Linked DNA regions of Mus musculus: region 2 is linked to region 1. The links are chromatin contacts, found by Hi-C or POLR2A ChIA-PET in ENCODE. All regions are on one chromosome and are shown on one strand. The core of a region is the stretch at or near the end of the contact, and the rest is flanking DNA. Distances in the headings are between cores, read along the strand shown. Region 1 holds the start of Phlda1 (pleckstrin homology like domain, family A, member 1). Region 2 has its middle 40 kb from the start of Gm20758.

What was found. A loop is a pair of places that touch in the nucleus more often than their neighbours do. ChIA-PET counts read pairs that join two places held with the same protein, here RNA polymerase II (POLR2A).
Region 2: a loop to region 1 is called in a map of heart, with 2.5 times the contacts of the local background. The contact joins the enhancer-like site here to the promoter of Phlda1 in region 1. A Hi-C loop is called at or near these places in 1 of 37 maps with a recorded cell type or tissue (heart). POLR2A ChIA-PET finds 5 or more read pairs at or near these places in 1 of 5 experiments (Patski).

Annotation. Positions count from the first base shown.
Region 1 is chr10:111,503,257-111,508,716 of GRCm38, reverse strand. It overlaps Phlda1 (pleckstrin homology like domain, family A, member 1), which reads right to left and starts at 2,431. Exons shown (of 2, transcript NM_009344.3): 1 at 1,069-2,431; 2 at 68-657. The coding sequence starts at 2,312. The coding sequence ends at 1,095.
Region 2 is chr10:111,831,294-111,837,497 of GRCm38, reverse strand. No RefSeq gene overlaps it. Among named protein-coding and RNA genes, the nearest start is that of Gm20758, 40 kb to the left of the region's middle. Within about 2 kb of position 2,348, at least 1 of the 3 ENCODE cell types and tissues checked has a DNase peak (open chromatin) inside an H3K27ac peak, as active enhancers do.

The DNA.
Region 1 (5,460 bases), core at 1,182-3,681:
CCACTCAGCTTTAGAAAGAGACATCTGTACACACTACATAGCACGTCTATGAAAAAGAGACCTTTAGAAACTGAAAGTAATATCAGAATTTAATTTCAACGTCTTCAAATACAATGAAAGAGTCGACTTTATGAGAATGTCCTGGGAATACTGAACCCATTTTTTTTTCATGTTTGCCCCCCTCCACCACCCCTTTCCCTTTTTCTCTTCCAAGATCAGGGCTTACTAAGAAATCTGTTTCTGAAAATAAAGTTTCTTTTTTTTTTTTCTTTTTTTCTTTTTCTTTTTGGCGAGGAGGGGGAGGAGGTGGCCTACATTCAGAAATGTCTTAGATTAGGCATAAAAAAACTAATAAATAATCATAATCCAAAATAACATTAAAATAAAATTACAGTACATAAATTGTTCCTACAAAGGTCCATTACGTTAGGTGATCCTTCCAAAGGTCCATAAATAAAGTCATCTCGACGCAAAATCTGCTTCCTGCAACTGTGATGAACATTATGCAGAAAACTACGAGGGAACTGCAAGCGCGCGTTATCCGTCGGGTGAAGTCCAAACTACTTGATCAGGCGCGGGGTGGGGAGACTCTGTTGGTTTTGATCCAAGTGAACTGAATAGCAATGCACTCTTCCCACTTTCCGAAGTCCTCAAAACCTGGAAAGAAAGGACACGGAATGAAATGAGTGACTCAGGAGTCAAGACCCTGTTCCCTCCCGGCCAGTACAAAGGACCGAGTGCCCAGAAGGACACCAAGGTCTTTACGTTGGTGCGGAGGCACACAATAAAGCAGCCCAAAGGAGGATGGCACTGAACAAGAGTGATCACCACGGTGGTGGGTAGGTGGTCCCCGTGCCCTGCTCCCTGGCGGAATTCCTCCGGCTCTTCTCTCCCCGCCCTGCCTCTACAAGCTCCGGCTTGCCCATCTTCTTTCCACCTCTCCAGAAACTTGAAACGATTTTTTTTTTTAAACTTTGCTTCGGGAGCGAAATCGGTCAACAAGCTTCCTACTCTTCCCAACAGCCATGCTGGCACGTTTCTAGGTGTCCCAGGTTGCCAGGACCTTACCTTGAGTGGCCCGGGTGCCGCCCTCTTCAGGCAGAGTTGGAGGTGCTGCGGAGAAGCCGGTGACCCTGCGGCTGCGAGTGAAGAGGCTGGTGCGCGTGCTGGAGTTGGTACGGGTGAGGGTGAGGGTGAGGGTGCGGGTGCGGGTGCGGGTGTGGGTGCTGGTGCGGGTGAGAGTAAGGATGAGGATGCGGATGCGGGTAGGAGTGGAGCTGTTGGGGTTGGGGTTGGGGCTGAGGTTGGGGCTGAGGTTGGGGCTGGGGTTGGGGTTGAGGCTGGATCTGCGGCTGGGGCTGGGGTTGGATCTGCGGCTGGGGCTGGGGTTGGATCTGCTGCGTCTGCGGAGGCTGCTGCTGGACCAGGTGCTGCTGCTTCTGCCTGGTAGACTTGACCGCCAGTATGGCCTGGCGATTTTTGTACTGCACCATCTGCAACGTGATCTCGGCGTTCCAGCCCTGGTCCTGGGGGCACCGAAAGTCGATCTCTTTGCCCTCCGTCATCACCACAGTGAAGTACATGTACTTGCCCTTGCGCTCCACGCAGTCTACAGTCTTCATATTGGAAAAGTGCAATTCCTTCAGCTTGACTGGTGGCTCAAGGCTGGCGACGGTGGGGCCACTAGGTTGGGACGGTTCGGCCGTCCCCTGCCCGGGCTGTTGCTGCTGCTGCTGCTGTTGTAGCTGCTTGGGCGGTATGAGCAGTAGCCCTTCCTCGGTGAGGATGCAGCACTTTTTCTTCCAGAGCTGCAGCAGCCCGTCGCTTCGCTTTTCCAGCACTCCTTCCTTCAGCGCCTTGCAGCCGCTGTTCTCCAGCATCCTTCCGGCATAAGGGGTGCTGCTGCTCCGCTCGGCCTTCAGGCTTCCAGACGCTCCGGCTGGGGGTAGCAGTAGCAGCCCTGCGCCGTCCTCGCCCCAGCGGCTTCCGCGGCCGCCCGCCCGGAGCGCGCAGAGAAGGCTGACTCGCAGGAGACAGAGCGGTGGCGGCGGCGGCGGTGGCTCGGGGTCCCGGCAGAGGGACAGGCGCGTCCTGACTCGCCACAAGATCCCGGAGCCGTGAGCGGGCTGCTCTCTGCCGTCCTCCGGCGAGCGCTCACTGAAGGGCACTGGCCGGGGCCCCTCGCGGCGCTTTTCAATGGGCCACCCTCCCCACCCCCGAGTGACACCCAGCGGAAAAGGCGGCTCCTGGCGCCCGCGCCGCGGGGGAAAACCCAGCTCCGAGAGGCGCTCGGCAGCCGGCGTACGCCTCATTAACTTGGGGCCTTCCCAGAGCCCGCCGCGGACACGCCCCCCGCCGCCGGCTCCGCCCCAGCCCCGCCGCCGGCTCCGCCCCCGCCCCGCCCCACCGCCCACGGCCGCCCGCGCCGCCTGGAAGCAGGTTCTGGAAACTCCTGGAGGCTCCACGCGGTCGCTGAGGTCGCCGCGGCTGCCGGGCGGCGACTGCCGACGCCCAGAGGGCGCCGAAAAACCATCCCCCCACGGACCGGCCCTTCCTTAGCAGGTGGGCTCTCCGCTGCGGGGGTGGGTAGCAGATCCAGGCAGGCCTGGGGAGCCACCCCTGGGGTCAACGCGGAGCCGACTCCAGACAAGGGCATAAAACTTAGGGGACGAAGTTCCATAGCGGGCATTACCCCCCCCCCCCCCATAGCTATGTAAACATCTCAGGGAACAAAACCCAAGAGTGCTTCGAGCTTTTTTGTTGTTGGTGTTGTTCAGCCATTAAATAAATAGTTGTTCCTGGGGGCAATTAGCTAAGGCAAAACAATAAAGCTACCAGTTTGTAGTGACAGGGAAATAAGGGTGGACTCACTCCAGGTATACATTCTTGACTTCCTTTCCTGCCACAGAACACAGGCAAAATAGCCAGACTCACCAAGCGGTTTTTGTTTTTGTGAGTGTATGTTTTGCTTGTGTGTGTGTAGTACGTATTGTATGAGAACGCAGGTCAGAAATCAGCAGATCCCTAGAACAGGTTCTGGGAATTGAACCTCTGCGAGGAGTGCCATCTCTCTAGGCCCTCGGGTTTCCTTCTAGATCAGACCTTGCAGTCCACAGCAGTAGCAGGGTAGGCAGATGTCCAGCATTGGGAGGTCATACACACAAGCCTTGGCGAATGTCCTACAAACACCTGTGGGAATCTGACTCTGGAAAGTCCTAGTCTCCGTCTTGCCTTTAAACCTTTCCTGATAAGGTAGACTATAAAGCACAGATCTAGTCTCCAGTTTGGGAAAATAACCTCTAAGCCTCCTCTCACCATAAGGAGATAGGACAAAACAGGCTGTTGGTCAGACAAGGGCTGCTGCCACACCGCCAGGAAGAATCAGGAATCCAATCGAAGAGAATGTCGAGGATGAACTATTCAAAGTCTTTCGTGTGTCGTGCTATGAAACTCGAACTTAATCTGAGAGCTAACAGAAATGTCTTCTCGAAAACAGAGTTCTTGGACCTTCACCCAAGGTTCTGATCAAATGGACCAGTTCAAAAAAAACAATTCTGAGTCTTACATTTGGACTCATTTTACAGCCTTTCGTTTTTGTTCCCCATTCCCCCCCCCCCCCAAAAAAACAAATGTAAAGATTTCTAATGTGATCATGCATAAGCATTATCTTTGTGTATACCAAGAATAGACTTGTAATTCTGATTACTAACCACCTTAATTTCTTTCCCCCACCTCTGTAGAACAGGTCAGCACTCCAGAGTTCCTATACTACCAGCTGTCTTTTTTCAGCAGAACAGCATTCTCTTGTTATCTGGAAAGTGCATTTATAGTATCCAGAGTCCCTAAAGCCAGGTAGAGGTTTGTAGCCAACACAGAGAGGCATAGTTGAGAAAGGTATCCCATTTGGAAAAGCACTGAACTGTGAACTGTAGCCCAGTTTACCAGGCACTATTTTTCCTAAAACAGTTGCAAATGCCCAGTCATCATAGATTTCCAACGTGTTCACTTCATTCTGACTAAAGACTTTAAAATTCCCTGATTCCCTCTGGCTGTTTCACAATTAGTATTTCTGTGGTAAGCTATGTGTACATTGACCACAATAAGTTCCATTATTGGAAATTTAAGTTTCAGAATTTTGTAGCCTGAAACTCTGCTCTGTTTATTTCAACTGCCACCTCACTTAACTGGCTAGAGAGACTTTTTCCTAAAGAAAACAAACAAACAAACAAAATCCTCAAAAGATAAATCGTCAGAAAATGCAGGAAACATTAAAAATGTTTTCCTTTACATAATTAATGGTTCATTCAACTTGTTTTTAAGGTGTTCTGTTTTCCACCTTCCTGGCATAGCCAAGTACTTATTGCCAAAGAGTGAAGCAGATTCCCCAAGCTAGATACTCAGTAGCTCTTATAAACGCCTGATACTCAGTAGCTCTTATAAACGCGCCTTTGACTTTAAGAACTGATCACGGAAAATGGGATATTTTACTTAAAAGGACCCTGAAAAGAAAACTCTAGTTACCATGTAACTAGGAATCAGTAAACATACAAAAGGTCTTCTGGGATGAACTGGTTTAGACACTAGAGCTCCAAGCCTTAGGACCCAATTTCATGAAAATGTCTACTCAGGACACACCCACTGAGGACTCTAAATACACCACCTACATGGCAAGCAGAGAACGAATGCATTCATCACCAGCACCCTGCACTCTGATGGACAAGGGGCCTAGACAGCTCAGAGGGCGGGAGGGAGGGAAGCAAGGTCGGGTGTGGGCAACAGACCAGCTCCGTGCACAAGCTGTGTTCTGCCGTAATCCCAGACCTCGCTTCCCAGTTTCCTGTGTCATCAAGGTTTTTTTTTTTTTTTAACTACTTCAACACATGGGTCATAAAGATTGCAAATGCGTTGAGAACACGTGCCTTTCACCATTCTTTCCTCTCAGTACCTAGCCAGCAAACCCTATCTGCACTTGGTGTATCTTTAAAACGTACTACAGCACGCACTAAACTTGACTCATATTATTCCCTAATTACCATATACATTGAATCCCATGGGGCTTGGAGTTTTTTAGCAATAGTGTTAGGTATTCCTATACCAGCATCCCAATGCCTGCAAGAGTAACAAGAGTGGACAAAATGGCTCAGATGTTACAGTTGCTGGTCTTAAAGGCTATGGCATACTTGCCACCCCACTATATGCACAAAAAAAGTTAAAAAGCTACTATACAATGAAATTATCAGGTATTTTATCAGTGTTTAAAACACAAATAGTCCCACCCACATTGATAAAACCCAAGATTTCCCAACTATTTCCTAGTTTTCTTGGGGGGAACCCTCAAAAATTAATTTCTAACTTCTAAAGTCTATTAATTTTTAATAGACTTCTCAGGGCTATAGCTTTTTGCAGTACAGGCTGATGAGCTGATGCCCCCTAGTGACCAGTTTATGTAGTGCACCTGAA
Region 2 (6,204 bases), core at 1,099-3,598, 330 kb before region 1:
GAATGTATTAATTAATGATTAGTCTCAGAGTTGTTATTTCTGGGAGTTAAGTGGTAGGGAGGAAAAATCTTAGTTTTACACCCATGTTTTCAAGCAGAGGCCAGGCAAGCTCTCAGGTGGAGCAGCATGAGAAGGAACCAGGGGAGGAGCACAGGCGGGTGAAGCCCTGAAATGATCTCAACGCCCCACGGTCTATGCTTCCGTTGAATATGTTGTTGAATTGTGCAGACACAAAAGACTGCTCTATTAAGCCACAAAGAAAATACCAAGGCTCCCTAAAAATCTTCCCAACTAAAACAGTGAAAATATTTAACCCCAAGAGATCCAAAAGGCTGGACCTTGTGGTCCAGCAGGGCATTGTGGGATAAGGTAAAGAGTATTTGGGTCACTGCTTTTCTTCTGCCCCAGCGAGAGCCTGTCAACCTCTCTGAACTTCACCTTCTGGATTCTTCCTTATAAAGGAGGAAGTTGGATGCTCTGTAATTCTGAACGCTTATGAGTCACACAGATTATTTTATCTGATAACTAGGAACTTAGTAGGGAATTAGAAACCACCGGAACTTTGTAAATAAGAATTTTCTAAGGACACTAAGAAGGAAATAACACCAACAGAGGAGAGCTTTGGCTCCAAAGCCAAGGGTGATCATTGAGTGAAAAGCTCAGGGCCCCGAGACAGCTTGTATCCAGGGTGGAGTTGTCCCAGAAGGAAGGTGTACGGCTTGCCCACAAGATGTCATTCAGCAGATACCTGTATGCATTTCTTCCTCTTTGATGGACAAGATGTGATCCTTCATCCACGTAGAATTTTCTACAAGGGCTCATAGGAATTTTGCTGTCTTCAGCATTGAAGGATGGGGTTTGATACTCCTCTGAGATAAACCTGTTTCCTGTACTGTAACTCAGGTGATTTATAGTGGTGTCAGAACACGAACTTTTCCTTTCCCGTGTGGACCCACAAGTTATGCCTCCTCAGCCAGGCTACAGAGCTCTCTACAAAGCAGTCAAGCCCACTGAATATGCATGAGGCCATGAAAGAGGCATTTACCCAGAAGGCTGGAGGATGGCCTCAGCCTCTTCAAATCTTTCCTTATTCTTCACAGACTATCTTGTGACAATGGAGCAAAGTAAGCCTTGCTGTGCCATGCTCCTCTCCTGGGAGCTGGCTGTCATCTACAGTGTGGATGATGAAGGAATCATTGTAAAGAAGACAATAGCCCAGAGGGCCCTGCTCTGGTGCCCAGAACAGACTCGGTATTCTCAGCACAGTGATCTCAACGCTTACCACCTATATAGAAAGAGGTATATCGAACTCAAGTACAACAGAACTCTTCTGTTAATAATCCTTAAGGTGAATTTCCAAATAAGCCATTATACAAGCAACAACTGAGATAGTTCAGTATGTTCATAATATTAACAGACATCACCTCTGTCTAGATTCAAAACATTTCATGCTTTCAAAATAAAATCTTGACTCCATTGAACAGTTAAATTGAAATTCTCCCATCTGTCCAGTTTCTGGCAACTATGGATGAATTTTCTGTGTCTAAAGATTTATCCCCTCTGGATATTTAATATAAATGGAATCACATACAAAATTTAGCCTTTTGCCTCTGGGATGATGTTCTATTACTAATTCCTCGTTATTTACACAGGCAGCCACATTTTAATAAAAATTATGTAATATTACTAAGAGGTTTCTCTGCCAACACAATAAGCCAATTCAAGTCAACATAAGCAGGCCGATTAGGAGGCAGCTCTGGGGAGGCATCACTGCTCTCACTGGTGGCTAAAGAAAAGGAGTTTTCTAGAGCTTGGGCAAGGAGTGATATGCTCAGCTGGGAGCTGGCCTTGCGTCCTTACAGGGTCAAAAACTGAGCCTTGGGCGGGCACTCTTGGGTGGGTTGCCGGAAACCCAGGAATGAGGAATGATGAGTTAGCACACAGTTTTCTCTGTGTGGGCAGGGTGTGGGGAGGGAGGGCAGATGGGGTTTCCCAGCTTGTTCAGGGGCAAGCATGAGTTCAGGCCTTATATTATATTATATTATATTATATTATTTGACCTAACAAGCTTTTAAGAGGATATTTGAGAATTATCTAAAATGCCCAAAGTGCACAAACATGTCTATTATCTGATTCGACTCAGATATCTGCCCCTTACAGCCAGAAGTTAGAACACAGAGTGACATTCCTACACTTGGAAGAACAGAGACTATCTGCAACAGAACCCTAGAGAAAGGAAGTCAGGAATGAGAAAGATGAGGTCCAGGGTGAGAAGCCAGGGTCCCCGCTCAGCTTAGGGGACTCAGCCAGTGGAACTCGGGGCCAGCCACCTCAGGAGCACTGGCTCTTGGCGGCTGCTCAAGGACACTTCCCACTGATCTTTGGACCAAGTGTGGCTAATTCCGTTCAGCTGGTGTCGATTAGCTAACCTCCTGTGCTTTGAAATCACTGTTTACTTTTTTCCCCTTAATCACATTAGCCTGTTGGGGTTGTTCTTTCATTCTCTCTGACCTTTAGTTTTAAATTATATGTTACCGATGGTCTTAGTTTGTGGTTGGCTTGATGTGTTTTCCTTTCCTTCCCCCCCCCAGCCCTTCCATTCTTTCCTCTTTCTTTTGCAGGTGTAGCCACCATTCAACCTAGCTGTTTTATTATTATTATTATTATCATTATCATTATTTTATGGCTGTTTCTTAAGCTCTCTTTTGTCTCTAGTGTTTGCTTCTTTGAGAAGTTGTATCAAGGAAAACTGAATGTAGAGCCCAGTTGGGAGGAAGGGCTCGCTCTCCTTGAGAAAAAGGCTCCCGGGAATCCATCTCCAATTAGCCATGCTCCAGCCAGTTGTGTCCAGCCTGTGTTCCTCTGGCTGCAGGTAGCCAAGGCTGTGAGAATGTGGCCCAACACCAAACTGTAACCTTATTTAAGACATTGAGATTTGTTTGGCTGGTTGATTTGCAACTTCACTGAACAGTTCGTGAGCATGCACTTTGTTGATGATGACATCCTGCCACGGTGCCAAACGGTTGGACTTTCCTGCAGGGGAAGAGGAGCTTCCTGCCTGAGAGAAATTGATAAGAAAGCGCCCTGACTCCCTTTCATGGGTCTTCTCTACTAGGTACTTTACATCAGGTTCCTCTTTCACCTAGGAGGAGCAGAGGCCAGACTTTGATCCCACCCTCCCTGGATACCAGTCTCCTAGCCGACAGAGTGGCCAGTGAGCCCTGTTTTTTTCTGGAGAAGAAACATTTAGCAGCTCTACCTGAGAACCTGCCTGAAAGGAACTGCTATCAGGTGCATTGGGTCACCTTCAATAGGAAATGAGCTGTGCCCAAATCTGGACGTTCAGACCTCAGCCTCCAGAAAGCTAGCCCCTACTTGATTTCTCTGTTTAGCTTGTGCAAAACTAAACCAGAGATTTCTCCCTCACCTGGCAACCTGCTGAGTGGTCTCATCTCAAGTCCTTTTCATCTCTACAGTGTTAACTTTCGTCTAGTCACATCCGATTTTCACTATATTTTGCCTAGAGAAGCATTTTCAATAGAGTGTGTATATGGGTGTACTGGCTGGTTTGTACCAACTTGTCACAAGCTAGAGTCATCAGAGAGGAAGGCACCTCAGTTGAGGAAATGCCTCAATAAGTTACAGATGTGCGGCATTTTCTCAATTAGTGATCAGTAGGGGAGAGTCCAGCCCATGGTGGGTGGTACCATTCCTGGGCTTGGTGGTCCTGAGCAAGCCATGGGAGCAAACCAGTAAGCAGCCTCCCTCCATAGCCTCTGCATCAGCTCCTGCCTCCAGGTCCCTGCCCTGCTTGAGTTCCTGGTCTGACTTCCTTTGATGATGAACAGCAACATGTTAAGTGTAAGCCAAATAAGCCCCTTTCTTCTCAATTTGCTTTTTGGTCACGATGCTTTGTTCCAACAATAAAAATCCCAGCTAAGGCAGTAGGAAGAATGGAGAGGAAGAGTAGAAAACTTAGCAGCTCTGTTCCTCTGAGAACCCTAATACAGGTATGTAGCTGTCACTTTCCTCTTTAGGCTACCTAAGATTGTGACATCTGTCTTGCTAGGAGATTCTCTGTTACCCTGTCAGTTCATATGCTTTGATGAGATAGGCTGCCATGTTGGAGAAGTCCAGAAATCTACATGCTAAGAAAGTGGCGAGTACCTAGTCAATAAAGAGCCTTCAGTCTATCAGCCTTCCCCTGGTCAAGCCTTAAATGATGCTTCAGTCCTCAAAGATACTCTGAGCTCAGCCTTGTGAGGGACTATAACTTCAAGCACTCTGCAGATCTTTCCCAGGACTGCAGAGACACAGTACAACAATAAATATGTATGTTATAAATTGCTATATTGTGGGGTCATTTGTCACAAGGCAAGAAATGACTAATTCAGCTAGAGAGGAATGAAAAAATATTTTCCTCTATATCTTTTTATACTAAACTTTCTCATTGGTAACGTGAATATCTGTTTAATAAACATCGTGATGTTTTTAATATGATTTTATTGGTGGAATTTATTTGAAGCTTAGACCTACCAATCAGAGAAAGACTCACCCTTTACAGGAAAGTGGGGTGTGAAGATTAATAACTATTAAAAAAGGAAAACATGCTGGAGAGGTTAGAGATGTATTGCGGCGAACAGGCATGCGGGCTGGGTGTAGAATATCAGGTTGGACATGTAAGTAACGCTATAAACCAGCACAGAGAAGTGAAGGTTTTGGTGTGCACACAATAGACAGTAATTCCTTTGACTACAGAGTAGAAGACAGTCAGAGTGTTGGTACCTGCAGATAGAGAGAATGGGAGAAGTTAGTTTGGATCATATTGTGAAGCTCCTAGGACTTCAGGCGAAGGGCTAAGAGTTAGCATTAAACAAAAAGTGCTCAAACTCCCTTGCCAAAAATAATATAGTCATAATTTCCTTTGTGAATCTTCCTCATGCCAGAGCTGATGCTTCTAGATACTGAGCCAAAAGGGAAAGCTTCCTATACTTTGATCATGTCCCAGTTCATTCAAGAATATTTTGTACCAACTCTCTTGAAACGCTCCCTGCCTTTTATGGTGCCATTTGAAGACTCAAGTATCGCTGAAATCAAGAGATCAGCATCCATTAAATACTGCTTGCGTTTTCACTATGAATGAATGGCTTTGTTAGATGTCTTCATTTGTTTCCTCTACAGAGAAAAGTCCCTTCCCTTCTTTTCCTCCTTCAGATGTCAGTTGCTTGGAGTGGTCTTATTTATTCACCAGAGTGTGAAGGTAGTGAAATACATGTTTATGTCTGATTCATACATGACCTTTGCTTGATATGTCACAGAAAGTAACAGCCAGGATAGCTGGATAGACGACTTCCATTTCTACATTTACCAGCATGCAGTCACTTGGGAAATTCATTCAAGAACATCTTGCTGTTAATCTACACTGCAGCTCTCCACATAATTTTTGCTGATATAAAACTCCGTGGAGGTTCTCAAGATGCTTCAAAAGTTCTACACGTGCCCAGCTTGATGGACAAGTCTCATTTTTCAGTCTTTTATATGTTACTTCAGAGACCAGTGCAAGTCTTCCTTTTTATCCATGTCTCGGGTAATACTGAAATTCCTCCTGGAATGGGTAGGCATCTGCAACATGGATTAGATAAAGTCCAGAGAGTCTTTGTAACTGTGCCTTAATGGCCATTTCAGTGCCCAGATCAACACACAGCCAAGTCTCCTCAGGCTTTTATGGTATCGACAAAGGATGCCTTTGACCTTGTCATTCTCAATGTTGTACAGTGTGTATCTAAATACAATTACAGTGAGAAGAACCTAGGATGCTAACCCGTTCAACAATCACATTGATTACCTCCCCAGGTTCCCAACTAAACACTGCTTGCTTACAATTAAACGTCACAATTCAACTTTTACTTTGACTAATGCTATTTAAGCAGCTGGGGGAATTAGTGCAGTTCAACGGAGGCCACCTTCTTAACCATGGTTTGTAATTGAAGTCTGTGGGCTATAGTCTTTGTCATATTGAGAGGTATGTAATTGGGATAGTCTTTGTATCAATAGCAGAAGAAAAGAGGAGGGAGAGGAGGGGGAGGGAGAGAAAGAGGAAGAGGAGAGAGAGGAGGAAGAAGAAGAGAAGGAGAAAGAGGAAGAGGAGGAGGGGAGCATTCCTGAGTTCCCCTGAGGATCTGAAACAACTTGGCTCTTTTTCTG